Regions from separate parts of the Homo sapiens genome. Here all the other regions are linked to region 2. A link is a loop called in an ENCODE intact Hi-C map of the cell type or tissue named here. Cell type or tissue: GM12878. All regions are shown on one strand. Links, peaks and the distances in the headings refer to the core of each region. The heading gives the core; the rest is flanking DNA. Region 1 has its middle 77 kb from the start of HSPA13. Region 2 overlaps ASMER1 (adipocyte associated metabolic related lncRNA 1). Region 3 has its middle 160 kb from the start of SAMSN1-AS1. Region 4 has its middle 44 kb from the start of RBM11. Region 5 has its middle 160 kb from the start of ASMER1.

Evidence for each region. A loop is a pair of places that touch in the nucleus more often than their neighbours do. Peaks named below come from ENCODE experiments on the same cell type or tissue, not always from the same donor. Only the 100,000 strongest peaks of a DNase experiment are listed, where the experiment ranks them.
Region 1: it touches region 2 in a loop (6-fold over the local background); 3 of 110 quality-filtered maps call a loop at or near these places.
Region 3: a loop joins it to region 2, with 2.8 times the contacts of the local background. A loop is called at or near these places in 4 of 110 quality-filtered maps.
Region 4: a loop joins it to region 2, with 2.8 times the contacts of the local background. A loop is called at or near these places in 28 of 110 quality-filtered maps.
Region 5: it touches region 2 in a loop (2.8-fold over the local background); 3 of 110 quality-filtered maps call a loop at or near these places.

Annotation. Positions count from the first base shown.
Region 1 is chr21:14,303,516-14,309,659 of GRCh38, reverse strand. No RefSeq gene overlaps it. Among named protein-coding and RNA genes, the nearest start is that of HSPA13, 77 kb to the left of the region's middle. In GM12878, for the core only: a CTCF peak has its summit at 2,956 (motif pointing left); a DNase peak (open chromatin) is centred at 1,178.
Region 2 is chr21:14,861,048-14,867,191 of GRCh38, reverse strand. The region is part of intron 1 of ASMER1 (adipocyte associated metabolic related lncRNA 1); the gene reads left to right. Among named protein-coding and RNA genes, the nearest start is that of ASMER1, 55 kb to the left of the region's middle. RefSeq lists an enhancer at 2,465-2,514. In GM12878, for the core only: CTCF peaks have their summits at 2,401, 2,764 (motif pointing left) and 4,194 (motif pointing right); a DNase peak (open chromatin) is centred at 2,405; H3K27ac peaks cover 925 bases.
Region 3 is chr21:14,735,230-14,741,373 of GRCh38, reverse strand. No RefSeq gene overlaps it. Among named protein-coding and RNA genes, the nearest start is that of SAMSN1-AS1, 160 kb to the right of the region's middle. In GM12878, for the core only: a CTCF peak has its summit at 3,241 (motif pointing right); DNase peaks (open chromatin) are centred at 3,267, 3,823 and 5,043; H3K27ac peaks cover 1,851 bases.
Region 4 is chr21:14,257,297-14,263,440 of GRCh38, reverse strand. No RefSeq gene overlaps it. Among named protein-coding and RNA genes, the nearest start is that of RBM11, 44 kb to the right of the region's middle. In GM12878, for the core only: a CTCF peak has its summit at 3,556 (motif pointing left); no DNase peak of the experiment used is centred there.
Region 5 is chr21:14,760,264-14,766,407 of GRCh38, reverse strand. No RefSeq gene overlaps it. Among named protein-coding and RNA genes, the nearest start is that of ASMER1, 160 kb to the left of the region's middle. RefSeq lists enhancers at 2,619-2,678, 2,809-2,868, 2,919-3,048, 3,209-3,328. In GM12878, for the core only: no CTCF peak of the experiment used is centred there; a DNase peak (open chromatin) is centred at 3,087; H3K4me3 peaks cover 1,975 bases; H3K27ac peaks cover 3,244 bases.

The DNA of each region.
Region 1 (6,144 bases), core at 758-5,757, 560 kb after region 2:
GTTTCAAAAAGAGAAAGCTGATTAAGAACTTGTTCAATTCTTATTCTTATTGACCTTTAAGAATAGAACAATTAGTCAAGTGTAGACCTCTTCGTGGTCCTAATGCTGAATCTTAAATGTAAGTTATTAATAACTTTATTTTTCTGAAGTTTCTTTTTGGTCAAAGATCCTACCCGAGACTGGCTGCAAGACTTCTTAGAAATGAAATGGCTGTAATTACTTAGGGAACCTTGCTGAATAATACATAGAAACCTAATCAAATTACAATATAAATCACATTCTTTTCTCTATAATTGGTTGCAATTCAGTTAATATCATCAAACAATTACCATAAGCATTTATAAATGATTTGCTGAAGTATTTGGAGAACAGAATTCTGTCATTAATCTACCCATCATTCATCAATTTCTATGGAAATTGAAATGTTTCTTATAAACTAGAAATGCCCATTAAATGCTTGCATCTTCAATTCAACTTGATAAATTCTTATTGACACTAATGACAAGTTGGCTATAGCTTGTTACATTAGAAGATGTTGAAAGAATGTATTTTTTATTTTAGCTTTCTTTGAACTACTCCGGTAAGTTTCTCCATTTCCCCTAGAATGGCAGAAAGCATGGATGATTTTCCAGACCCAACTTGCCCTACAACAGCCACTAAAGCTCCTTCTGGAATCTTTACGTTCAAGCTGCATGAGAAGAAAGGGAGACAACATAGGAAATTCTTTTTGTGGTTGTTTTTAAAATATATTCCTAGATAAGTCACTGTATGCAGCACTTGGTGTCATCGCTGAAATTGTTGCTTTTCACCTTTTTCTACAAACACCTACCCTTCCAAAATGCAAACGAATGAACAATAAAGTGCTGCAGACAGAAGAAACAATAGAAAAAAGGACAGCAAAATCACCACGAAAATGAAAGGTAAAATGAGAGGTTAATTTCAGTATATTAATCTTATTAAAAACCTCTAAGAAATAAAAATATGGAGCATTTTAGAACCCAATATTAACATTAAAAAAAATTCACCAAACCACGACTTACTCTTTTAGAACTGGCATTCCTGTTTTATCCCAGGAGAAAGAAGCATCTGTAAACCCAATAGCATGATCTAAGGAAGAAAAAAAATATACAATGATGCATTTTAGAACCAATTACCTTCAACCCAGAAGTCAAATAAGTAATGAATGAAAAGAGGAAGTGCTGACCTCCTGTATAGTTCGTTTCAATACTTTGAGGAAGAAGCTCCTCAGTGTTGAGAAAGTCTTCCAAACGGCCCAGGGATATCTTTGTCTATCAAAATAAGCACAGATGGAATTTATCTGGGGTTCAAGTAGAATTTAAACTAAAAAATGTTTACTACGTTTTACAGGCTAAGTAGAATTTTTACGCAAATTAAAGATATTGAGATAAATATAGCAAGCATAGTTTGAATTGATTTAATGTTATAAATACATTCATTTCTAAAGACAAAGGGCAGTTTCAAGAATCAAAGATCAAAGCTAATGTCATCTATGCAGAAAGTTATAAGAAAAAGAAATGAAAATCTTATTTATTATTCTAGAAAAGCCATAATAACTCTTAATTATTATAGAAAGATTGATTTTTTCCCAACTTCTTTGAGGTATAATTGAGAAAAATTATACATATTTAAGGTATACAACTTTTTTTATATACATGCACATTTTGAAATGATTACCACAATCAAGCTAATTAGATTATGTATCACCTCCCGTAGGCACCTTTATTTTCCTGTGTATATGAATACCTAACATCTACTCTCTTAGCAATTTTCAAGTATACAATACACTATCATTAGCCATAGTCACCACGCTGTACATTAGGTCTCCAGAACATATTCATCTTATAACTGGAAGTTTGTAATCTTTGATCAACATCTCATTCACCTCACCCCACCCCAATGTCACCCTTGAGCCTTAATAAGCACTTTTCTTCACTCTGCTTCCGTAAGTTAGACTTTTTTAGATTTCACATATAAGTGAGATAACAGAGTATTTGTCTCTTTGTGCCTAGTTTATTTCACTTAGTATAATATTCTGCCATGTTGAATAATATTATATTGTTTGTATATTTTCTTTATCAATTTTTCTGCCAATAGCCACTTAGGTTGTTTCTATATCTTGGCTCCTGATAATGCTGTAATGAACATGGGAGTGCATATATCTTTTCAACATAGTAATTTTATTTCCCTTGGATATTTTCCCATAAGTGGGATTTCTATCTCGTATGGTAGTTCTATTTTGAATTTTTTGAGGAACTTCCATACTGTTTTCCATAACGGATGTACCAATTTATGTTCCCACCAACAGTACACAAGGGTTCCCTTCTCTTGACATCCTTGCCAACATTTGTTATTCTTTGACTTTTTGATAATAGCCATCCTAACAGGTGTAGGGTGATATTTTCTTGTAATACAGAAAAATAAGGCTTTAAAAGCAACTTTAAGATCGGTGAGTGAATTCTGCTACTGATGATAAACAAAACTATAATGTTGATAATAATAACATTCAATTATAGTGAAATAGGAAATAGTAATATAGTAAAATAGCTATAAAATGTTTGGCTACATTAGGATAAATAAAATTACATTGTTTTCTGAAAACTGACTTACATACAATTTCTAGTACATTTTTATTTACTTTGTGCTAGGGGACTTGTATCGTTAACACATAAGATGTAATTGGGCTGTAGTTTTGTTTACCAAGTGTGTCAAATCAGAACATACAGTTAGCTTTTTCTTTTTTTTCCATTTTGGAAAAATGGTCTCCTTAAATGAAGGTAGCAGAGTACTGCTAGCAATTGGAAAAGGCTTTGATATCGGACCTTTAGCTAGATTCTAATTTCAAAACTAGAACCAAACTGTTACTCTAAGAACTGACATTTTCTTTATGAGAAGCGTGCTATGAAATCAAATGCTAAAAGCATCACATCAGCGGTTCTTCTATGCCCTCTGTTGGTTATTTTAAGAAAAATAACATGAAAAAGATGTAACAAAAATAGCTTAATTGGTTTTTACTATTCAATTATGTTACTCCTTATTCAAATAATATTTTTTTAAAGAGTAAAGTTCTTAGATTAAAGGATGATTCCAATAAGCAAATATTCACTTTGTTTATGAATCCAGACTTGAGGAAAATAATTGAATGGAGGATGGCCAAACCTGACATCCAAAAAATGTAACCATAAATCTCAGGGCAAAAGGATCAAGGAACTTTTCTGGGTTTCCTGTGGCTTTAGCAACCATCTACTCATTGTATCTAGCATCTAAACAGCCTCCAGGAACTGGAGATTACAACTAAAAGCAGGCTGACCCAGACATCTCACACTTGGCTTGTTGGCTGACTGATATTATCAATGTGCTTGTCTCCCTGCTTATTCATTCAGTATAGATGAAATGCTGCTGAACCCTGGGAAAACATTCGATCTAGTTTCATACAAAGCACCTAATTATAACTTTTCCGTTGGAAACAGGAAATGAATCCTGTAATGGCACAGTGGCTAACACCAGCTTTAAAAATGCTAAGTAGAGAATCTAACACTTAACAAGAAAACAAAATAACATATTGAAATATTTAAAAGTCACTTTGATGGAAAAAAAGCACAAGCAAGGAAGACATGATTCTTTTTATTCTATAATGTTCTCTATTATTCCTTAATTCAGGAAAACTAATTTTGAATGCAGTGTTAAACAACTACATAAAGTGAAATAAAATAAAATTAAAAAGACAAAGAAATAAAATGTCACAAACCATAGACTCCAGTAAAGGAATAATTCCTAGTTTAAGGTATTCTGTATGTACCTGGACCACAGCTGAGATCACGGTTGGTAACTCAAACAGAGGAATCCTTAAAATATTAAACAAAGACATCGATGTGAACACTTTAGTGGCTGTTAAAATGTTTCCTTCATCCAGTAAGAAATAGACACACAAGGTTGCCAGGGACACCTAAAAAATAGAGATGTGTTATTTTCTTCAAATTTCTACTGATAACATTATTAGTTACAGTCCCCAAAATTAGAAAATAAAATCTAAATAATTGTGTTTGTTTCCTGAAATTTAGTACTCTTGCTGAAGAACATAAAATATATTTTAGTAAGGGTCATAAACTCATGTATCTCGGACAATGACATCCTTGAGACCATGTGGTCCAGCGCTTTTCTTGTAAGACATGTTATATTCTTACCACAGTTATTATTCCCATTTACATTGTAAACCAGTTCATCATTTCTTTAAATTCAGAAGTTTTATGTAAACTTATATTCCAGTTGCATACATTCTGACTTATATATAATAATTATTCTTTCTTTGTGTCATAAGATTAACTGAGGAAGATATGAATAAATCATGGCTAAGATTTATATTCGTTCTTATAAGTTTCATCTAGAAAAGGCAGGAAAAATTCATTCATGCATGAGAATGGACTTACTATCATGTATATAGTACTGGCTTAAGCAAATACATCTTGGATGGTCTTACCAATGTATTCCAAATGTAAATATTGCATTCACTTCCATAATACTCACGTTTGTTGAAATACAAAAAAATTAATTATCAACATAGAGTGGCAACTTTGATTAAAACTGATGCTCCGGTTATATGTGGCTTGCTTTTCCTTTGGCTTTTGCCCATGGCTTCATATCCCAAGGCAATTTATATTCTAGTTAAAATAGCATGGGATTCCCAATGTTTATGGTGTAATAGAAAGAGAATAATGTCACTTCATGTCAATTTGCCTCTAAATACCAATTTTATAACTTTGAGGATGTTTCCAACTACTCTGGACTTCCATTTCATCTTGTGAAATGAGAAAAATAATGCCTTATTATTGTGAGATTGAAATAAGGCAATGTATGTAACTTCCCTGACATTCAGTAACAACTCAATAAATGTTGCTTCTCTTCTCATCTCCATATAATAGGCCCTTTGAGTCTGCTTAAAAGGAATCAGTCATACATATCAAGCTTTAAAACTGGAATGAAACTCTGAAATGTAGATTATATTTTTAAGAGATATAGGCATATATGAAAAATCTCTGAGAAATTTACAGAGAAGTAAATCTTATTGTGTTTAAAAAATACAGACCAATGAAAACACATACAGTATTTTCCCTTTCTTTGTAACTTTTGTTCTCTAATCCACATAAGTTAATGAATGTATTTCTTTACAATTTTAATTCAGATACATAATATTTAACTTTATACATCTTAATTCCAAGTAATTTGGAGGTAAATCTGTAAATCAGATTTGAAAATCAAAACAGGAAATATGACATACACTCACCAAGAATGGAATGCAGGTTAATGTCAACATGGAAAATACAGTAAGATACCTAGCTGATTTTTGAAATTCCAATTCCTGATCTCGAATTTTGATAATCTTATTTTTATAGGAGGGTTCCCATGCATAAAGTTTGAGGATCTGTAAATGAGTCACACGATAATGATCTGCCAATCTATATCATAGAAGAAAAAAACTCACACATACAAACAAACAACACACACACACACACACACACACAATCGTGAAGATAAAAAATGATGGTACAACCATAAAGAAAACTAAATTGCTTCCACTTTGACTGAATCAGAATATTTTCTTAAATTGCGGTATTTTGGGGGTGGGAGCGGAGCAGAAGGAGGGAATGACCATTCCCCAGTCTTATGTCTCCACCACCTCCAATAGCTTATTTCTGAGCCAGACTCTGGCAACATCCCAGCTGTAAGGCACGAACTCCATAGAACTCCATAGACAGTTTCCGTCTAGCTCAGTTCTGTCACTCTTCCTGCTGACCAACTCTCACTTCTACCTATTACCTTTTTCTTTATAGCTAAACTCTTCTCCCTGCCTTTCTAGTTTCTTTACGACAGATGTTTTGGTACTTCAAGCCATTCTCTGAAGCTGATTAGTGTTTTAAGATTGTAAACTATTTTCTGAGACAGAAAATTTGGGGAAATAGGATCTTACACTGGCTTATTGCAAACACTTTAGAGTGAATTGACTTACATTCAAATTCCAGCGCTATGCGATGCTTATTTTATTTTATTTTATTTTATTTTATTTTATTTTATTTTTTTTTTTTTTGAGGTGGAGTTTTGCTCTTGTTGCCCAGGCTGGAGTGCAATGGC
Region 2 (6,144 bases), core at 444-5,443:
TCAAGATGTAGATATGAACTGGAGCAGCCCTCACATATTTGTGGTAGTTGATACTACAGGATGGCTTGAGGTATTTCAAGGAATATCAGGCTGGGCATGCTGGTGCATGCCTGTATCTCCAACACTTTGGTAGGCTGAGGCAGGATGATCCCTTGAGGCCAGGAGTTAGAGACAAGCCTGGGCAACAAAGCGAGACCTTATCTGTATGAAAAAATAAAAATTAGCTGGGTGTGGTGATGCACGCCTGTAGTTCTAGCTTCTTGGGCACCTGAGGGAAAATGATCACTTGAGCCCAGGAGATGGAGAGGCTGCAGTGAACCTATAACTGTGCCACTGCACTCCAGCCTGGGCAACACAGAGTTAAATCCTGTTGGAAAAAAAAAAGGAAATAGGAGATGAGAGGCAGTAAAGAATCCTGTGATCCTATGAAATCTGTAGCCAGGCTTCTGGAAAAATATGGTGTATGGAACCCTGTGGACAAGAGCATTTAAAAAATTGTGGTAAGTGCAGAATAAAGCCTTGGTCAGTAGTAACTATCAGTTTCCTAGGGCTGCCATAATGAAGCACCATAAACTGCCTAAAATCAAAGAAATTGATCACATCACAGTTCTGGAGGCTAGAAGTCTGAAATCAAGGCATCACCAGGGCCACAGTCTCTCTTACGTTTCTGAGAGATTCTTCCTTGCCCCCTTCTTAACCTCTGGTGGTTTCCTGGCAATCTGCGATGCTCCTTGGCTTGCAACTTCCTAATTCCAATCTCTGCCTTCATTGTCACAGTGTGTCCTCTCTGTGTATATGTTTTCAGATGGCCATCTTCTTAGAAGGATGCCAGTAATATTGGATCAGGGGCTAACTCTGCTCCAGTATGACCTCATTTCATCACTAATTACATCTGCCACAACTCTGTGTCCAAATAAGGTCACATTCTGAGATACTGAAGGTTAGGATTTCAACTTGTCTTTTTTGAGAGGGACTCAATTCAACTCATTACAATATCAAATGTTATACAAAGTATGATGGACACAGGGAAAAGGTCATTATATTTTGCATTTAGGAAATGATTGGTGACTTTTGGAAGAGCTGAGATCAAGGTAAAAGCCAAGTTCACAGCAGTTGATTAGTGGTGTGAAGTGGACAGTTAGCTGTGAAAGGCAGAGGGAAATAACTGAGGGTGGCACAAGAGTGAGAATATAAGACTTTCTGAGAATCAATAGGTGGTCATCAGTACATAAGGAAAGGGTCTTGAGTCAGCAAGGATGCCAATCTAATAAAGCAATATTGGAGTAAATGCCCTTATCACGCAAAATGACATTTTAGTGAATAGACTGCATATATGATGATGGTTCCATAAGATTATAATACCATATTTTTACCGTATCTTTTCTATGTTGAGATGCATAAATACTTTCCATTGTGTTACAGTCATCTACATACAGTAACATGCTGTACAGGTATGTAGTTTAGAAGCAGTAGGCTATACCATCTAGGTTTGTGTAAGTACACCATGATATTGATGTTCACATGATGAAATTGCCTACTGATGCATTTATCAGAACATATTCCCATCGTTAAGCAATACATGATTGTAGTTATTAAAATCCTACTAAATCAGGATGTATTTCCTATTAATATAAACTTATAAGCAATTTTAATCAATATTAAACACTAATACAGATATAGGTTTATTAGAGTCAATATATATGTTAATATAAGATTTTTGATGCTTTGCACTGTTTCCCAAGGTTCATAATATTATACAATTACTAAAGCTAGCAAGGTTATCATAAGACAAAGGGCATTTACAGTTTATAATCTATTTGTTTTTCTTTCAGAATCTAGAAAATAATTTTATTTGATTTTTCTGTAATTAAGTAAAATGCTGTTTTATTAAAATTTAATTTCCCCCCAAAACTTTCTAAAATCTGCAGATCTCTGAAAAGTTAATAATTTATCTGCCAAGCATACCTCCTGTATTTAAGTATTTATGAGCATGTGATAAATGTGTACTCTAAAACACAAACAGAATGTGTTTTCTTACGTATTAATGAATATTTTGATTAATTAAGCAGATATTAGAATTGCACATCACTTCAGGGTTGTTTGATTCAGAATAGCATCTGGTTTCAGTGATAACATGAATCATGAAAACTACTTATAAATGTGCTCTTGTGTTCTTCTCATAATCTCCTATGGAAAGTAAACAGGAACTGTTAAAAATGTACCTAGCACTTCTCAGGGGCTCCTGTTCTGGCTTGGTCCAACTCTGGTCATGCAGGCATTTTTCCTTTTAAGGACAATTAAGTCCTATCTTTGCAGGCCATAGTGTTACTCATGTTCGGGGAGGCCACAGAGCCGGGAAGAGGAGCCCTGAGCCCTGAGCAGGTTCAATGTCGCCCCCGTCAGGAGCACCGCTGCAATGGAAAGCTTCAGTTACCATCAAAGGGATGCAGTCAGGCCAGAGAGAGAACTGCTATTTTCAAATACAAATGAACAAAACTACAAAAATGACAGAGAAGTCTTTGTTCTCTGTCTAAATGTGAGCCCCAAACAAATCCTCCCTGATTTAATGTGAAGTTTCTGGCCTGACCCCGACACTCTCCCTGATGTGCCTTCTACACGTCTATGAGGCAGCACTGTCTGTAACAGTGTGTGTCAGGTGCAGGGACTTTTCCAGCTGTCTCATGACTGTTAGGCAACATTGCCTTTTCCTGGGACTTTCAGCTGGGCTGGCTATGGTCTTTTTAGATTTAGCTTTGGGAAGCTGCCCCCTGCTGGGCTTCGGTTGGTGTGAATGGCCTGGACTTAGGAAGGGGCACTGCTGTAGTTGGCCCTGAATGGACCCTGGACTTTGGAGCCTCCTGGATGACACAGTTGCTTACCCTCGTGTTATCAATCTGAAAAACCTCATCAAGTGATACATTTCCAATCTCCTGACTGTCCTGTGACTTATTTGATGGTATTAAGCAAAGCTCAGGTCAGAAGGATTGTCATAAAATTGTTGACTGGACTCTTTCTCAGGAAAAGTTTAGCATGTCCTGGCAACTTTTAGGCTCATACCACTAACTCTGAGAGGTCAAGGGTTTTATGTAGAATGGTAACCTTCTTAAAATTGAGGTTTTAATAAACAGAGCTACGCATAGCAGACTCATCCCTGGTCTTACAGAGAGGATGTCAAATGGCTGAACCATGTGCTTTCTCAAAGTCAGTGACAGCAGAGATGAGGAAGGGGTTGATGATGTAAGAGAGAGCTGGGACAAAGGCCAAGTCAATACCAAATGAGTTGTCATTCTCCCTATGCTTTTCATACACACCCAAGCGTTTCACTCGGGAGATACCAGAGCAAAAGGAAGATAAATGCTACATGTAGTTCGTTCTGATATAACTGTCACTAGCACATGGTGCACACGCTCCATGAGAACACTTCTGTTTCATTAATCATGCTCTTTTGAAAATGTGACTAAATGTAAGTGATGTCAATTTCCAGTGCTGCTTTTGCTTTATAAGTAGGCTTTGAGGATTTAACCATATTTGGTAGATGCTAATATTTCTGTGTTGGCCATGAGAAAGATTATTATAGTACACAATGTAGTAAAATATTTGTCTTATGTAAAGAGAGAAATAATCATTTTTATTTACATTCCTGTGCAACTCGGGTCAGTCTGCCCTAAGGAGTTTTATTTTCTAAAGAATAAGCCTAGGAAATGATTTCATCATAGATTCAAGTAACAGCGTGAAACAAACACAGCCTCGGGATTTTTGCTATGTGTAGTCCCCTTAATTTTCTAGAATAAGACAAAAGACTGTTGTAAATAATTTTGAATAAAACTCGGATTTGTTATTTAATTTTAAAGACCTCCCAGAGTTTGAGATAATCAAAACAAACTTATTTTGTGCTCAGATTAAGAGCAAAATAACAAAACTAATCTACTAGTGATAGACTTTTAAATGCAAATTTAAAACAAGATACATATCTTTCAAAGGATGATTTTCTTCTTGTCATAAAAGACAAATTACTGAAATGCCTTTAGAGATTTATATTTGTATATTGCATTTATAACAATGATAAATCTCAGTTAACAATAAAAGGTTAAATTATGTCTTAAATGTAGGAAAATATAGGAAAGGTAAGGATATTTTTATTTTTATTTTTTTTAAGGAGCAAATAGGGCAGAAATTAGAGTGGCCAGCAGGGGGCTTCTTTTAGGTTTCTTTCCCTTTCCCATAAATTAAAACCTAACCTAAAAATATAGTTTACTCTTTAGTTTTATAAATAAGGAATAAAGAGACAAACAATGGCTGCTAAATTTTCATTGCTTCCACTAGTTTAAACAAGACACGTTTTACTTCTCTTTAGTTAATTCCTCTCTCCTGCTTACTTCCCTTCCTACCACTATTTTTTCTCAAGACCTGTAAAGTGATCCCTGCAGTCTGGATTGGCCAGTGCTGCCTCTGCCTCCATCCTCAACCAAAGTTCTATCTTTGCAAACCTTCCAGGGAGGATTTTAATGATGAACTCCCCACCAAATAGAAATGAAAAGTAAATTAAGAGCAAAGAAGCATATTCTATATTGATGATTTAAATGGTAGTTATAAAAATCTAGTTGCACTCTGAACCTCCTTTTGAGAGGGACTTTCTGAAATCATGGGCTTGAGTGTAGTAGTATAATAGGCAGTGAATGGCCATGTAACATGACATTTTAAAAGAGTGCTGTGTTTTCCCAAGAATTTGAGAGTTTGTGAAAGACCTCCAGAACTAGTAGGCAGATTCTGACTCATTTTGTAATATAGCTCCAAATTATCTTTCTATCCTTTCTTACATGCATAAGAAGTGAATGTAAGAACCATAATTTTTACTTCCTTTTTGTGCCCATTTTATAAAGGTAGGCTCAAAACCTTAATGATAGAGCAGAGCAATTCACCAGAGAGTGAATTAGAGGCAAAATTGTGATAGTCTGTGTTATCCAAGTGAAATCTCAAGAGAAATTGAAACTGACATCATGTAACTTTTTAAAATAAGAATTAGGTCCTGACAGAAAAAAAAAAGTGGTATATCTATAACAATTTTTGAAGTTCCAAGTAAATAAAAAGCCAGGAATTCCAAGTTCAATATGTAAGACAAAAAATTATGTTAGGATTTTGTTTTAACATTGATATGGTTTGGCTGTGTCCCCATTCAAATCTCAACTTGAATTGTATCTCCCAGAATTCCCACATGTTGTGGGAGGGACCCAGGGGACGGTAATTGAATCATGGGAGCTGGTCTTTCCCGTGCTATCCATGATAGTGAATAAGCCTCACGAGATCTGATGGGTTTATCAGGGGTTTCCACTTTTGCTTCTTCCTCATTTTCTCTTGCTGCTGCCATGTAAGAAGTGCATTTCACCTCCTGCCATGATTCTGAGGCCTCCCCGGCCACATGGAGTTGTAAATTCAATTAAACCTCCTTTTCTTACCAGTCTTGGGTATGTCTTTATCAGCAGTGTGAAAATGGACTAATACAGTAAATTGGTACTGAGAGTGGGGTACTGCTGAGAAGATACCCAAAAATGTGGAAGCAACTTTGGAACTGGGTAACAGGCAGAGGTTGAAACAGTTTGGAGGGCTCAGAAGAAGACAGGAAAATGTGGGAAAGTTTGGAACTTCCTAGAGACTTGTTGAATGGCTTTGAACAAAAGCTTGATAGAGATATTGACAATAAGGTCCAGGCTGAGGCTGTCTCAGAGGAGGAGATGAGGAAGTTGTTGGGAACTGAAGCAAAGGTGACTCTTGTTATGTTTTAGCAAACAGACTGGTGGCATTTTGCCCCTCCCCTAGGGATTTGTGGAACTTTAAACTCAAGAACGATGATTTAGGGTATCTGATGGAAGAAATTTCTAAGCAGCAAAGCATTCAAGAGGTGACTTGGGTACTGTTAAAGGTATTCAGTTTTATAAGGGAAGTAGAGCATAAATGTTCAGAAAATTTGCAGCCTGACAATGTGATAGAAAAGAAAAACCCATTTTCTGGGGAGAAATTCAATCCAGCTGCAGAAATGTGCATAAGGAGCCAGGAGCCTAATGTTAATCCCCAAGATAATGAGGAAAATGTCTCCAGGTCATGTCGGAGACCTTCATGGCAGTCCCTCTCATCACAGGCCCAGAGGCC
Region 3 (6,144 bases), core at 790-5,789, 130 kb after region 2:
TCAAGGAGGAGCTTTGGAAGAGTCCTAGGAGTCAGAGTTTTTATTGCCTTGTGGGGCTGGGAAGGGAGGTGGGAGAAGTCAGGTGAAAGTCCCTAAGGCTCTTGCTTCTCTTCACCACAATGATATCATTTCGATCTGATAATATATTAAAGTTGCACATGGGGCTTTACTTGAAGAATTTTTTGTTATAGTTAATACATTTTTTTTTTCAGTCTTTGAAACCAAAAAATTGTTTTCAAAGTCTTGGGGGAAAAATCACTAGGTTCCCATCATGTCTCCGGCAGTATCTATCCTGTCTCACTGAGGGTGTTTGCTCTTCTCTAAAGTGAGTGAAATCAAAGACAAAATCTCCAAGACAATAGCCACCAATATTATAATTTCTATATCACTTCTAAAGTAAAACTGCTAGTAAGTAGTAAATCAGAGGTTAGCTGCAGGTCTTCCATGTCCAGGGCTTTTGACACTGCACCACGTGTTTATTCAGATATTTCTATCAGTCAGGAAACATATCTGGCACTCTTGTTCATGATGAGTAATAGAGGAATCATTGCCTTTGCTAGAGGATTTTATTAAAAAAAAAAATTAGAGGGTAGTAACACCTATTGGAAAAGAGAATGTGATGAGAAAAGAGAAATGCCTGCCCCTTCCTATTTATAGGTGATTCTTGGTTATCTGGGAAGGTGCAACATCAACGAATCATAAATATGGAATGGGAGGGATCTGGAAGATTTTCTAATTTGAGTATAGTATTGTACTCACAGACGTTAAGGAATTAGTCCCATGGTGACCCAGATAGTTAGTGGCAAATTAGAGTAGGCCTTGGATCTCCTGATTCTTATATGAATTCTTCTGCATCTTTTTTAGTCCTATAACAAATCTCCCACCAGTACTGGTAACATAAAGTCACTGTGTTTGGTTGAAGGTTTCATACATTTTGTTTTTTCCTTCACCCCCTGCCTACAATTCTCCTACTAGGCCTGTTATTTGATGAAGATGATATAAATAGAAGCAGAGCAGCACATAGTGTGACCACGAAAGGCCAAAGAGCACATACTGGAGACCTGAATGTCAACCAAACTGCATAATCCCTGTTTATCTTCATTGTAGAAATTGCCATAACCGTGAGTTCTTTAGATTCTTTGGTGTTCTTAGTACATCCTAATGCAAGAACCTCTCACTGAGATCGTAGGTAAGGAGTAGAATTTTGTGATAGGCTAATGTGAAGCCATGGTGAAAATAAAAGATAGCATTGAAGGAGCTTCTGTATATACAATAAAAAAATTTAATTCAATATTTAAAAATTTTGTTATTAATATACTTATTACTTCAGCAAAGTAGACAGTATTTATTGAGTAGTACCTAGTAGACACTGTTCTAATGCTTTATAGATCTAACATCTTTTAATTCTCAAGTGCATCCAGTTTCAAGTGCGTGTATTGACAGAGTGATAGCTAAAAAATATGGAAAAGACATTTCACTCATAGGCTTCTGTCACTACCAGATTGATTTTTCACTGACTCTACAGTTGTTCGTCTGACTGCACCTAATCATGTGGTTTCTCAGGCATCCTGTGACCCATCTTGGTCTGTCACTTGAGACCTCTCACCTTTTATCTGGTCTTGAAATGTACAGCCTGCAAAGGCCTCTGAGATCTATGTTTTTTGTTGTTGTTGTTTGGTTGGCTTTTTAGGACACAAAGAACTATTTAAAATCCATCACTATTTTCTGTTTCTGTTTTTATTTTTTTCCATACAACCTCTAGATCAAGTGCAAACAACAGAGTAAATTTTATTTTATGTGTACTAATTCTCAATTCAGTATTTTTGACATCAATGGTTGAAGTGTCCTAGATTTAGTTGTTATTGTTCCACTTTAATTTTTATTTGCTACAGGAGCATCATGGTTCAGGTTAAGAGATCAAACTAGTTGCTTTATCAGATACACCCTTACATTCTCTTTCTCATGCAATACAGATCTGTCAGCCACAAATGTTAAACCTAAAATATCTACCATATGTTTTCTCTGGAAAAAGGAGTTCTATGAGGTTGAGAACTGCTGTGTAAAACACTGTATATTACTAAACTGTCAGAATGTCTATGAGTTTTCTATCTCAAGAATACTGGTATTAGAGAATACCAGTCTTCCCTCCATGAAAGTTATTGTACGTAGGTTTTACCTAGGATATACCAGGGACTCAAGATTTGCACTAAACACAACAGATGATCCTGCCTTCATGGAGATAACATTCCAGTAAGAAGATATACATTATAATTGTATGGACATGGATCATATTCTTCTTAGTCCTCTCCCTGTTTCCATCTGCTTTTTTGATAATAAGACATTTTATTTCCACAAATAAAATTTCCCTGAAGACTCCAGGAATATTATCAGGTTATCTGTAAGATTCATTTGGAATTTACACATTTGTCATCTTGTGTTGTCGTCTACCTTTTAAAAAATGTGCAAGTGTCCACGTATGTTTATTGCAGCACTATTCACAATAGCAAAGACTTGGAATCAACCCAAATGCCCATCCATGATAGACTGGATAAAGAAAATGTGGCACATATACACAATAGAATACTATGCAGCCATAAAAAAGGATGAGTTCATGTCCTTTGCATGGACATGGATGAAACTGGAAACCATCATTCTCAGCAAACTAACACAAGAACAGAAAACCAAACACTGCATGTCCTCACGCATAAGTAGGAGTGGAAAAATAAGAACACATGGACACAGGGAGGGGAACATCACACACTGGGGCCTGTTGGGGGGTGGGGGCTAGGGAAGGGACAGCATTAGGAGAAATACCTAATGTAGATGAAGGGTTGATGGGTGCAACAAACCACCATGGCACATATATACCTATGTAACAAACCTGCACGTTATGCACACGTGCTCCAGAACTCAAAGTATTATATATATATGAATGAAGGTAGATTTTATTTAATAAGCTAATTTCTTGTAGTCTATATTATTGCAACAATAAAATATATATAAAGTTGAAAAAATGTGCAAATATCTTTTCTCCATAATAAGATTTTTTTAATTTCTAAGGGCAGGGATCGCCACCTACATGGTTTTATTACATTTTATTTTGCAAATATTTACACATACAAGGAGAGTATAAAGAAAAATAAAGTGAACACCAGCTTAGCAAATAAAACACGCCCTGCACATTTGAAGTGCCGTTAAGCATTCCTCTCTGATCACGTCTCATTTCTTCCTTGCCTCTAGAGGGAGCCACCGGTATTTATCTTCCACTGTGTTTTTAGTACAATAATTGCAGGTACTCTTAGCTGTATATAATATCCTTTTGTACGTTTTAAAAGTTTGTATACAAAATCTTATACCATATTGTTCTGTGTTCATTTGACATTTTCTTCTAACATTTTTGTTCATGGGAATCCTGCACATTGTCAGTCATGCCTGTAGTTTATTGCTTTTCTCTGTTGCATATTATTTCATTATTTGAGCATAGCATAATTTATTTATTTATTATCTTGCTCTTGGACATTTGGGTGTTTTCCCATTATTTTCTAATTTTCTAAGTCTTTATACACATAATGTCTTGTGGGTGAAAGATATTAAAGACACTACATGATTTTTATTCCAAATTATAAGCCATCATCGTATTACCTTCTCCTGTTATGGAGACCAGTTCATCTCACTTAGTTTATGTAAGTTTTTCAGTTTAAATGTGTCTTCATAGTGAACTGGAATAATGCCAAATCCAGCCACAGTCTTCTACGGTTTCTAATACTTAGATTTCAAACTGAGATCACAAGCAGGAAGGGTGACAGCTAGAGTAGAGATAACATTTTCAGGGTCATTTCAGGAAATGAAAGGTCCAAATAGAATTTGATTAGGAATTGAAATATGGTGCCTAACCTGTAGTGAACCATTGCTGCTGAATGTCCTTTTTAGGCAAACAAACATTGTTATTGTGCAGTATTTCAGCATCACCTTCTGGATAGGACTGAACTCATGAGTTATTTGTAAATGAATTACAACTTTCACGGGTCTTTGTTGTAAATGCAGCCATTGGCTCATGGGTCATATAACTCAGTGCTCTAGAGGACAAACTTGCCATGGATGCCGAAGGACAAGGGAGGCTGGTTGCCACTCCATTGTGTGGAAGATGGGTATATGTCTGGGTTTTCTGGCACAACTTGATTTAACCTACTGGGCAAGCCACAGAATTGGCTTAGGACTGTCAGAGTTTCTCAATATTAAGTACAAATCTTGTAGAAAATATAAAAGCGCCAAGAAAAAAAAGTAGCTTCATTAATGACTAGTGTCCTCCTTTCCTTATATTTCAAAGTTGTGATACAAATCAAATAGACAATGTAGAAATTCAGATGCCGGTGTGATGTTTTTGTTTGGCATTTATCTCAGCAAATGAGGGGGTGATGTCATATCACAAGAGAGGTGCAATGATAAGTGTGAGAACAAGTCATCCCTTAACTAGGGAAGATTAATGTGCTGTTCCAAAATGGAGCTCTTATACATGCTGTTCACCCAAAAGAAGTATGAAAAGTGAACAAATGGAGCTGTCAGACAAAGTGCTGATGACATACAAAATATTGAAATAAATAGCTGATGATGCACGAAGCATTGAAAGACACATTGATACCCCTGTCAGCTTCACTGCTCATTTATTTCCATGTGGTTGTCCTCTTCTGAATGTGATACAGCTTTTGCTGTTAAGAACCTTCCATACTGGGTCTTCAGAGTGACAAAGTCAGAAAGTTGGGCAACTTTCCATTGGCTATAAATTAATAGAGATAAATTAAAAGAATTTAAAAAAGATAAGTCAAATCAATTATCATGGTTTACGAGGAACAGTTGTAACTGGCAATTAATTATATAAGTAAGAAGGATGATAGAAGTAATAGGCTAGCTGCTGAGAAACCTGTTGTCTTTTTCAGTGCACTCAGGATGAATACATTTCTTAGAATTCTTTGCAGTTGAGTTAGGGCCACGTGCCTAGTTGAGACAAGAACTGAAAGTCAAACCCAGGCTTAGTACCTAACATCTCTCATGAGGTTTTTCATTTGTGTTCTGTGTGTGTGTGGAAGTGAAAGGCTCCCAAATGGCAGAACCATATAATGAAAGGAACTTAGATTCCTGAGTTATGCTTTGAAGGAGAGACATCTAAGAAATCTGCCCAATACCTTTGGACTTCCTATGAGCAAGAAATAAAATGTTATTTCATTAAAACTGAGAGACAGGTGTTTGTTAGAGCAGCTAACATTTCTATCTTAATATAGTAATCAAATAAACTTTATTCAAACTCATATTTTTGTCTTAGACTATCTGTAAATTCATTTAGCTACTATACTTTTAACTGGGTCTTCCTACATTTGAATTGAAATCAATCATAAGTAAAATTTAAGAAAAATGGAAAATGGATTTAAGAAATGGAACCTTCCCACTCACCTGAGAATTTTAATTTCTGTTTCTCAGAAAACTTACAGTTTCTTATAATTTAGACTACTCCTTCGTAAATAATTTTTTGAAGTTTCTAAATCATTTTGGCCTCAAAAAATAGAATATAAAGTTAAAAATGAATGTTGGTTTTAAAAGCTTTTTGTTATGGATACAGGAAGAAATCATGAAAGATTTTAAAATGTACCAAAAAGGTTATGTCTACTCATACATTCTGGGTTCTCCTATTCCACGACTATCCATGGATTGTCTGTACCTTTTGTTGTCTTTGAGCTACTTTACAACTCTTTCAACTGTATATGACTAACAGCAATGCAAATGATTCTTATCCTTAGCCATACAAGTAAATTTTGCCCATTGGAAATACAATTAAGCTCCTTCTCCAAATCCTTCTCTCACTCCCACAGAATAAGCCATTTTTGTGTTCACTTGTACATTTATTTAAGCATTGTTGTTTTTACATGTGTAGTACTTTGATTTAGTCTTTGAAGGTTTGTGATATTGTAGACGTTTCCTCATTAATTGATGAATTAAATAAAATCTTTCAGATATGTTTATTTTATTGTATTGGATGGATTAAACAACAGAAATTTCTTTTTTTCACAGTTCTGGAGACAAGAATTCTGAAATCAAGGTGTTGGCAGGGCCATGTTCCTTTTGAAACCTGAAGAATCTTACCTTGCTTCTAGC
Region 4 (6,144 bases), core at 497-5,496, 600 kb after region 2:
ACACAATAAAATCATGTGTACTGTAAAGGTTTAAAAAAAAGGTCACAACAGGTTAGTTCACAATTTCAACCTCATTTCCAGCCTCCTCCTTGGTCAATGTTCTCATACTTCGACTCACCATCGATCTTTATATATTAAAGCAAAGGTGGTGGTTATGACACAAGAATGTAGTCATTATCTTCCTATTTACTTTAACTAGATGAATTTATGGGATAAGGATGAGCTATGCAAGGAAGAGTTTCATTAATTTGGCTTTCAAAATTGCACATTAGTGAACAGAGAGAGAAGTCGGAAAAGTCTTTAAATTCTTCAAAGACTACCAAAGTGATTAACCTTCATTAAAGAAGATTCCTATAAAAATATAGATACAGTTTCTCCCTCAATGATTATTAATTGAGAATTAATTTAAGGATAAAAAAACTTTCCAAATTTGAACAAAAAGAAAGAGAAATCTGAAAACCTATATTATTTAACATGTTGAATTTCTCTCTTTGAAATCGCTGAAACAATTAATTAAAGCTCACATTATTTTGAACTTAGCCAAATATACTTACATTTATATTTGGAAATTATAATTATATCCATGAACATATTAAGCAAATTGCCTAAATGTATTACTGCCTATTTTATAAAAACATTTGAAAACATTAAAAAGAGCAAAGAAAAAGATCGCCTAAACTCTATCCTCACCTCCACCCCATGACAACTCTATGTGTAATTTTCTGTGCTCCAGTTCTTAAATAAGCTCTATTATTGCATTTAGTTACAATTTTACCATGTTTACATTTATTTTTTTCCATTTTTAGGTTTCACAAATAGTTTTCCTGCATTATCCCCATAATTATCATTAAAAATAACTACCTAATATTTTATTATGCTAATGTAGCATAATTTAATAATGTCAATTATTCAACATCTTATTATTTCCAAGTTTTTACTATGACATAAGCTTCTTTGTGCAGAAGTGTTTTTACTCACTTCTTTTTATTACTTTGAAATGAATTACAAAGAATTACTAGTTCAGGAGGTTTCAGCATTCTAATGGTTCTGCTTAACCTTTGGCAACATTATCCAAAAGCATACTAGTAACTTACATTGTCCCCAGAATGTTATTTATTTATAAATTGATACATTTATTTCACTTAACTTTACACTCATCTTCCTGCTCTGTGGGTAATAATGATAGTGATGATGACATCACCACCACTAATAATAAGGTTATCTAGTCTAAAACACGCTGAGGACTCTTCTAAGTAATTTATATAGAATTTTAATCAACAATTGTAGGTTTTATGTTCAAATCAATTTGTATTTGATTCCTTGCTCTTCTGCTAATTAACATTGTGGCCCAGGCAGGCCATTTAACTTTTTTCAGATAAACTTTCCCAGTCATACTATGCAAATAGCACTAAAACTCTTGCAGAATTTTTGAAAAGATTGGTTTTCTTAACATTTGATTTAAAAAATTGCCCTTTTAATCTTTCTAGAATTTATTTTTTAATATGTTAAAATGTGTGCATCTAGTCTTTTCTGAACAATTCATTTATCACAGTATTGATTAAATACTATTCAGTTCACCAATATTTAATGTGTACTTCCTTATATTCTAAATTATCATAATCCATTGTGTCTATTTCTGAACTTTCTTCAGCTCACCAATATTCAATGTGTACTTCTTTATATTCTAAATTATCATAATCCATTGTGTCTATTTCTGAAACTTCTATTTTTTCATTGATATAATTTTATGCCAATATAATAAATAAGATTTCAATGATTATTGCATCAAAATATGTTTAATCCTTTGGTAGACTATAATTTCCTTACTAAACTTTCTCCTTAGTTCAGCTAAAAATTGGGTTGTTTCCTGGTCACAGGACCAGGAAAGATTAGGCTCACAGACACTTTGAAGGGTGCGGGGATTATGGAATTTATTGGGCAAAAAGGAAAATAATACAGTAAAACAAGAGGGGTTCCTGTTAACAGGCCCCCATCTCACAAATAGAATCCCAGGTTACTTCACAGGAAGAGGAGGGACCAGGTTCCTTCCCCCTGCAAATGGGGGGAACTTCCCAAGGCTCCACTCTGTCCTCCCAGTGCACAGGCCGATTGGAGATTCTCTGGGGAGCTCTTTTTAATTGGCTGTCTCAAAGTTGTCAAGGCTTTATTGATATGTTCTCAATGTAGCACAGGTGCAGCAACCTCTGTAAATGAAACTGTTGGGAAGTTTCAGTGGTCCCATTAAAGTTGGCTCGAGCAAACTTTTAGAACTCGAACAAAACGCGTGTCTGATTGTAGCTACAGAATCAACGGAACTATATTGTAGGATGCCTTATTTGAAATCCATGAGGTATGAGTTCTGAAATATTTATTATATTTTAATACAAAATTTGCAACTATATTTAAATTTTCAAGAATATAAATATTGGTCTGTTGAACCAGAATGTGTCATTCAGAGAAAAGAATGAGTAAATTGTCTGATTTACAAATTAAATCCTGATTTAATTGAAATCCATTCAAATTCAATTAAATATACTCAGTGTCATGCTATTTAAATGGAAGACAGCATTGCATTCTATAACAAAAGATGGTTTCCATAGATATTTTAAAAACAAAAAAGACAAATTTACTGTAGATGAAAGGTCCAAATTACACATTAAAATTTTGATATTTTAGACATGAGTTCACAAAGTTCAACATTTGTTAAATAATGATAATATAATTAATATTGTTAGCATTTATTTAGGACTTACATGCTAAGCATATTCCCAGGGATTTGTACTCATGTTATCTTAGAGCAAAGTTATGAGGAAGAAACCATTATTACCTGCATTATATAGCTGAGGAAACAAAAGGTTCAGAATAAAACCTGAGAACTTTGTCCCAGATCATACAGAACAAGCATTGGAATCCAGATTTTTTTTCTCTCCAGAGTCTGTGCTCTCAACCATTTTGCCAAAAACAATTAAATCCTTTTATGTTTTGACTTTTCTTCTACTTTGCTTAGCAAATGATTTTTATTATGTATAGCTTTGTAAATTTAAACTGAAACCCTTTACAGCGTCTTGACTATTCAGCTGATGGAACAGCCTCTATAAAAGATCAAACAGTACTTAACAAGTGCTCTTGTTTAGGATTGAAGGCTAACACTGGGAAAAAACAGTGTATGTAGTGTGAATTTAAAATAGAGCACACCTTTCAAATAGCCTCTAAAATTAAAAATATGATATATGACTGTAAATTGTTGACTTCATGTTCACAACACTTTCTGATTTAATTTCAGAATATGTTTATTTTATGATTTCGTAAAAACTTATCAGTAAAGGGCTATAAAAGCTCTAAGATAATGGTTTGACCTTTGTTCTTTCAATACCAAAAGTAAAACTAGCACTACCATCCAGTTTCAATATATAGGCAGGGGGCTGTCCAGCTGGCATTAGCAATTGCAAATGTAGACTTCACCTTTCCAAGGCAAAAAAGGATGGTTGGCTGTGGGAACAAATCTTCATCTTGGAATAGCCTGTGAGAATGCCTAATCATCTACGAATATTACTTTGGCACCATCTACTGGACAGATTAAATAACAACCAACTCACTGTGGATTAGACCTACTTCTATTTCAGCGCTTTTTGTAGTAGCAATCCATATCCTCCAGATAGTCAGAATTAATTTCCCAGCCATAACATTCATTTTCTTCTTTTCCTGTTGATTTACTAGCATGGGGAGCTCCAAGTGGCCACGTGTGGGCTCAGCTTCCAGTTTAATGGAACCATATTAAAGCATCTCTGGTGGAAGCATTCCTCCCTTGGAAACCAAGATCACTAAGTTAGCAGAACCCCAAATCTTGGGAACATTAGGTCTCTGACACAATTCCTTAACTCTGCCATTGTAGTATGAAAGCAACCACAGACAATAGTAATGGAATGAGTGAGGCTGTATTATTACAATAAAAGTTTATTACAAAAAGAGGCAGCAGGCTAGAGGTGGCCTCTGGTCCATATTTTACCAACCTTTGATATACATATGATTTAAAACTCTACAATTTTTAATGACTTGCTCTATGACCTTGTATAAGTTTCCGTCTCTAACTGTGCAGTGTTCTTGTTTGTGGGGTGGCAGTCAGATGGATATAGAAAGATAAACAAAGATATTGAATTCACTAATTGCATTGTTCAATTTGTCTAAATCTCTTATGAATTTGTCTGTATGCTTGCTTTTTCCATTATGCATAAAAGTGTGTAAAATCTTTTGCTGTGATTGTGAATTTGGGTATTTTTCCTTGTGCTTTTGGCACTTTTCCCTTTATGTGTTTTGAGAATATGATATGAAGTACACACAACATTAAATTTATTTCAAACTAGTGAATTGAATCTTCAATTATTTTCAAGTGCCCTCTTTATCACGTGTGTAATAATGTTTGCTTTAAAGTCTCTATTTCCTGATATCAATAAAGTTATACCAGCTTTTGTTTGTTTGGTTTATGTTTGCATGGTGTATGATTTTATATTTTGTTACTTTCAATATTTCAGTATACCTTTCCTTTTCCATTAGTTGGTTTATTGTAAGTCACATATAGTTGGTAGTTGGACTGTTTTTTTGTTTGTTTTGTTTTGTTTTGGAGACAGGAGCTCTCTTTTTATCACCCAGGCTGGAGTGCAGTGGGGTGAAAATGGCTCACTGCAGCCTCGATCTCTCAGGCTCAAGTGATCCTCCCACCTCAACTCCACAAGTAGCTGGCATGCACCACCACTGCAGGCACGCACCACCACGCCTGACTAATTTTTGTATTTTTTGTAGAGATGGATTCTGACTCAGATAACAGGGTTAGCTCTAAGAAACAACAGAGGACAAGCTGGCTGAGTGCTAAAACTTCAAGATACAGAGGGTGTTTGAGTATTCAGAAGCTAAACTAGACCCATAATGAGAGAGAAAAGGGGACTAGAACTCAAAGAACATACCTAGACCGACTTAGTTTCAAGAAGCAAGCTAGGGAGTAATTCCGGGGGGAAAGAAGGTGATATAGAGGAATCTCAAGAGATCCAACTGGAGAAAAAAAGGAGGAGGTTAGATGTTTCCCAGAAGGAGCCAGAATTTGGGAAACTATCAATAAGTTCTATTTCAAAACTTCAGATAGGAACTATTGATAAATTCTCCATCAATACTATAGGTAGTAACTATGAATAAGTTCTCTTTCAAAACTGCAGGGAGGGGCTGGTCGCGGTGGCTCACGCCTGTAATCCCAGCACTTTGGGAGGCCAAGGCAGGTGGATCGCCTGAGGTCAGTAGCTCGAGAGCAGCCTGGCCAACATACTGAAACCCTGTCTCTACTAAAAATACAAAAAATTAGCTGGGCATGGTGGCAGGTGGCTGTAATCCCAGCTACTTGGGATTACAGGCAGGAGAATCGCTTGAACCCGGGAGGCGGAGGTTTCAGTGAGCTGAGGTCGCGCCATTGCATTGAACTCCCACTTGGACGACAGGAGTGACACTCAGTCTCAAAAAAAAAAAAAAAAAAAAGAAAGAAACAAAGAAAAACTGCAGGGAGAGAATCTGTAATAAAAGCAATCAGGGAATGACCCAGTGGGGGACATGAAGCTGCACCACCCAGACAACCTTCAAGGAGGATTTGTCACCCCAAAGTTTGCTGGGATAGGTGCCAGCAGAGAGCCTTTAGTTGCCAAGTCCTCACAGGGTTGTCTCAGCTGCTAAGAGCAGTCTGGCCAAAGGCCACACACTTCTGTGGTGGCTACAGTAAATGACTGGTAGACATTGGGGTACAAAGACCAGACCACTTCAGTGCAAAACAGGATAGCTCCGATTATGAAGAGGCAGTGGCCTCCTTCACTCTTCACCTTTTCCTCTGCCCATTGCTGCTCACATCTCTTCCTTGTCACTGGTGGCGATCCCAAGAGCATTCTCTAGGAAACATACTGTATGCTAAACTCCATCACAGAGTCTGCTTCCTGTAGAACCCAACCTGTGATACACCCCTTAAAGAGTGAAATAGCAATACCAAACGGTTGTATAAAGTATGGGCAAATGTGAGGGTGGAAGGATGATAAGATCAGTAGCGTATTCATCCGTGTTCTTCAGAGAAATACAATCAATAGGATATATGTGTACAAATATAAATCTACTATGTAG
Region 5 (6,144 bases), core at 657-5,656, 100 kb after region 2:
CCCAGGCAGGTGGCACCACTTGTCTGGGCAACTAGGGCACCTCCTACAGGAAGGTCAGACACATAGAACCATTAATGTGACAACATGGAGAAAACCTTTTCTCTACAGTAAGTCTTCAGGAGGAAAAAGCGTGTAATGGTGGATACTGGAGTCAGGGATTGGTATAAAACCTACTCCCAGTAGGCCAATAAATGAAATAACTAATTTTATAAGTGATAAGAGATTGAGAGGAGAAAGGTGAGGGAGAGGTGGAAGATGGTGTGTGTCTTCCCATTGCTCATTTATCTGTCTCTCATGCTTGTGTCCTACTGGAGAGAGGGGGTGGTGCCTGAAATGCTTCAGTGAGCCTTAAGTATACTCCCAGCATGTAGGTTTACTCTCCCAATTTTCAGAGTATGCTGTGAAGAAAATGTTCACCTACATTAATGACATTTTGTTTCAAAATGGACCATTTATCCAACACATTATTGAATGCTTACTATACGACAATGTTTGTACTAAGAACTAAGGCCACAGAGTGTAATGAAACATAATTTCTCTCTACAAGGTGAGGGCATATAAATGACGTTATAAATACCATGTAAGTGGTATGAATAAGATGTTATGGGCTCCCCAAGGAGCATGTGTCTATAATTGGGGGAATTATGGAAGGACTCAGTTAGACGGTGGTATTTGAATTTGAAGGATGAACAGGACTTTTGTCAGACAGAAATGTCAGGAAAAGGACATGCCATACAGAAAAGCATGTATCAAAACAATGAATTGGATTTTGGTAATGGTAAGAATTTTGGTTTTTATGTGTGTGTGTGTGTGTGTGTGTGTGTGTGTGTGTCCCTACTTGAGAGCGTTATGGCATAATGATGGACATTATATGTCAAGGTTTGTTCAAGGAAATCTCAGCTACTCTACGTATTGCAAGTTTGAAATGTTTAATGCAGGGAATTAGAAGTTTATTCTCATTGGAAGGCTTTCGGGGAGATAAAGACTATCTCAGTGCAGAATACTTATTGAGGTGATTTTCAAGTGTTCATTCAGAATGTGCTTCAAATCTCATGACCACCCATGTGTCTGCTCACAATATCTGGGGAATAATGCCCTCCCAATCTTTGGAATTTGGATTTGGAGGCATTTGCTTTCCATGTCTTGTGTGATGCTTCTCAATAGTGACTCTAAACAAAAACCACATGGGGAATAGTACTGCCAGCATTTTCTTTGTTGCCATCTGCTTTCTGGCAGTGGAAAATAGACCTTATGGGTGCTAAAGTGGTACAGAATGATAGCAGACAATAAAGCTCGGTGAAAGGCAGGTAAGGTTGGCTGGAGTGCCATTGTACCGCCTTTCATGACATCATATGTGTTCGCACTTCCTCTTGGAATCATTGGAGATATTATTGAATGTCTTAACTCAGGGAATGAAATAATTAATTGAGTTTCGGAAAGATTAATCTATACTTTTATTATTAGAAAAATAACTATATATTTAAAGAAAAAATAATAAGGAATGAAGGAGGGCAACGTGTTAGTGTTGTTTTTGTGTTCTTATAAAGATACCTGAGACTGGGTAATTTACTAAGAAAAGAGATTTAATTGACTCATGTTTCTATGGGCTGTACAAGAAGAATGGTGCCAGTCTCTACTTCTGCTGAGGGCTTCAGGGAGTTTACAGTCATGGTGGAAGGCAAAGAGGGAGTGGGCCTCTCACATGGTGTGAGTGGAGGGAGGTGCCACACTCTTTTAAACAACCAGCAGTTGCATGAACTACCAGAGCGAGAACTCACTTGTTACCATGGGGATGGCACCAAGCCATTCATGAGGCACCTGCCTCCATGACCCAAACACCTCCCATGAGGCCCCACCTCAAACAATGGGGATTACATTTTAACATGAGATTTGGAGGGGACGAACATCCAAACTATATCCAGCAACATATGACACTCTGACATTCAAATTATATGAAGTTTGGATTAAGGGAAATAAAAATGGAAGGTAGAGAAATCAGTTGCTTCCTGAGCTTTGTCGTTTCCCTAACAGCCAAATTTTGGTTCTAAGAACATTAAATGAGCACCTAAACACTAACATTGTGCTTCCAGAAAAGAATCACCCTGTTCGTCTCCACTTTCACTCTTCGCGATCCTTATTCAACTGATCAGAAACAAAATTCTGTCTAGAAAGGTCACCTATGGATTTCTGTAGCAAACACTTTTAACCAACTACTAAAGATTTGCTCCTCTTGCATAATATAGAGGATGCTATGAAGTGGCTGCCCAGACATGGACTATCATTTCCAACCCCTTTGGATCTAGGTGGGACCATGTCACTGAATTCTGTTCAATGGAATGTGAGTGAAAATATAACAATTCCAAAACTGTCACATAAAATCTTCCACCCCTTCCAAACTCTCTTCCCATCCACTGGCTGGATAAAACTTTCTTGAATGACCTGGCAAGCGACATAATAGAGGGGAGATTCTTCATGAACTTGGGTCTCAGAACCACCTTTACCCTCTACACCACACTGCCGCCACCACCACCTCCAACTGGACCTTACGTGAGCAAAAATGAAACCAACACCACCACCACCAACAACAAAACACTCATATTTTATTAAGCCACTGAGATTTTGGAGCTTTTCTATAATCACAGCTGGTAATATTTTCTCTGTGTTTCTCTGTGGCAATACGTACCACATCTTTAGCACATGATATGGCTATTTAAATGAGAATGCTTTTGGAGTACTTGAAAATATAGATAAGGAATTCAGAAGGCTCTGAAAACAGAATTTTGGAGTTGTTAGCACATAGGTAGTAGTTGAAACCATGGGTGTGGGTAGGATGATTCAAGAAGAATGGGCAGAATGAGAAAAGAAGGCCAAAGAAGAAATCTTGGGGAGTCAAACAGTAAGGTTGCAAGCAGAGAATGAAGCAGTAGCAAAAAGTGTAGCCAGAAGAATAAACTATATTCTGTCCTAGGATTCATGAGGACTCAAGGGAAGGAAGAGTGTGTCAAAGGCTGAGGATAAATGTTTCACTGGAGTACAGAGAACAAAAGAAAAATAGATAGCTGTGCACTGAGGAGTGAAAAAGGGAAGTGAAAGTAGAAACAGAAACTGCAGCTGATTCTAGAAGTACAGCAGTAAGGGAAGGAAATACATGCCTTCAAATTCAGCAAAATAAGCAGATTCATTTTAAGGATGAGGACAAGTTAGACAGGTTTGTAAGCTAAAAGAGAACAGCCACGACAGAGGATACAGTGAAGATTCAAAAAACGGTGGTGAATATTGAAAAGGCGTTGGAGGACACATAATAGAATGCAAAGTCCACAAGGAGAGGGGCTTTGTGTCTTGTTTCACACTGTGTCCCCAGGCTTAGAATATTCTGGCATCAGAAGGCACTCAGTAAACATAGAGAGGAAGAAAGGAAGAAGATGAAATCAGGAGTACAGATTAAAGTGTTATCTTTGGAAGACAGGCAAGACATCCTTTGGGACAGAAGGGAAGGAGAGAAAGCTGGGGAACATGCAGATAATACAAGAGGTGCGGTTTGTGACTGATGGCTGCTATTTTCTCTGTGAGGTAGGAGGCTTGGCCATCTGTTAAAATGAGTGGGTGAGTCCAGCTAAGTAATTTAAGAAGAATGGTAAAGGTTTGTACCAGCTACTAGCATGAATAATATGGTTATTTACTTGAAATAAAAATATTAGATGATACTAACAATGCATGCATTATGAAAATTGATGCATTCATTTGAGGTTACTTACTGATTTACAGAAAATAAGCCACTGGGTGCATTCAATCATTTATAAGGTTAGGGGTTAAGTTTAAGACATAAATGTAAATTTGTCTGCGTATTATCCAGAGTAAAGTCAATATCCTCTTTGGTACATTGCACAATCTCAGACACTGTGTTACTCTTTTGCTGTGAGCTTTTAAGGTCTACCTTAATATATTCATAACTGTAACATTGTGTAATTATGAACTTCATCATTTGGATAAAATTATGAACAAAAGCAATTGTCCAGAATTCTCTGATTTAGTTGCCATATCTTAAATAATGCCTTTTGTGAAGAAAATATGTGATTAAATTATATGTAAATACTTTAATTTTATAGACTAGAGGTGGCTCTGAATATGTAGATTTCATAATGTTAAATATCACAAAGACTTCTGTGACCATAAAAAAGCTGCTTAATTAAGCACTTTAATATACTGTCAAGGCATGTATATTAAGCAAAAGCAAAAGCTTAATTACTCTTTTACAGACTGAATCCAGACAACTTTGGACATTCCTTCATTTGAAGAATTTTTACTGAACAATTACAGACCATTGATTGATACAGTGAAGATCAGAATGGCATAGTTTTCCTGTCTTCATGGAGATGAATGAATGAACTGTATTTTTTATTAGCCTAAGCATGAATTCTTCCCAAATTTCCTCCATGAACCATAGGATCCTACCTCTTAACCATTTTATGAAAATTCTATGGTGAATTGAGGTCCTCAAGTTGTCTGACAATATCTGATTTTGCCACGGTCATGTGGGAAAAGTAGGCATGTGAGCAAGTCATAGTTTTACTTGTTTGGAAGATTCTTCTAATTATGTCAAGATGAAAGGTTTTATACTGTGTAGAAGGCAGTGTGAGAGAAGTGGACAGTAGAACTCCTATTTGGTGGGCCAGTGGCTATATTTTAAAATATGAAGGATACATATTTGACTGTTTAAGTACAATGATCTGCCATGGATCTATACTTTTGGGCTGCTGTCTTTTAGGCTAAAGCAATTAAAGGCAATGTAATGAACATGGTTATCTGTGGATGCCCCTTTGATTGCCATTGTATTATGCTTTACACTGTGATGGCTCTCTCTTTGAGGAGAGACGCTGTTCCTCCAGGGAGATAAAATATAAAATATGAATCTTACCCTTAAGCATACACTTCTCCCCACTCTCAATATACAGTGGCTCTGGAATTCATGCTTCACTTGGGAGTTGAAAGTTTGCGTTTATAATTTTATATTCTTATTACAGGCCAGGCTATTGAGATTAGAAAGTCTTTATTTTTCAGTTGGAGTGTGATGAGCCATATTCCCTATTGTAAACAGCCATATTAACCAAGATAATTTAATTTGGAATGATTGCTTTTTGCCTTTGAGCTGTAGATCAAAAGGTTCCATTATATGTACAAATAAAGTAAAAAAAAATTTTTTCTGTGAATGTTACAAAATTTTTTTATTGTGGTAAAAAACACGTAAGATCTTTCCTCTTAAATTTTGGGTGTATGGTACAGCATTGTTAACTATAAGCATAATGTTGTAGAGCAGATCTGTGAAAATTTTGTCTCTTGTATGATTAAAACTTTATGCTCACGGAACAGCAATTTTCCCATTTGTCCCTCTTCCTAGCATCTAGAAACCATAATTTTACTCTATATTTCCATGAGTTTGACTATTTTAGATACTTCACATAGTGGAATCAAGTACTATTTGTCTTTCTTGTACTGGCGTATTTCACTTGGCATAATGTCCTCAAGGTATATCTATGTAACAGAATTTTCTTCTTTTTATGGCTGAATAATATTCTATTGTATAAATATATAGTACATTTTCTTTATCCATACATATTGCTGATAAACTTTTAGGTTGTTTCTAATTCTTTTCTTTTTTTGAGACGGAATCTCGCTCTGTCACCCAGGCTGGAGTTCAGTGGCGTGATCTCGGCTCACTGCAAGCTCGCCGTCCTGGGTTCACGCCATTCTCCTGCCTCTGCCTCCGGAGTAGCTGGGATTACAGGCACCTGCCTGCCACCGCGCTCGGCTAATTTTTTTATTTATTTATTTTTAGTAGAGATGGTGTTTCACCATGTTAGCCAGGATGGTCTCAATCTCCTGACCTCGTGATCTGCCCGCCTCGGCCTCCCAAAATGCTGGGATTACAGGCATGAGCCACCGCTCCCGACCAGTTGTTTCTAATTCTTATCTATTGTGAATAATGCTGCAATGAACACGGAAGGGCAAATATCTTCCATGTCCTGATTTCAGCTCTTTTGGATAAATGCCCAGAAGTGGGATTGCTGGATCAAATGGTAGTTTTTATTTTTAATTTTTCTATCAATCTCTATGCTGTTTTTTTTATAGTGGCAACATCATTTTATA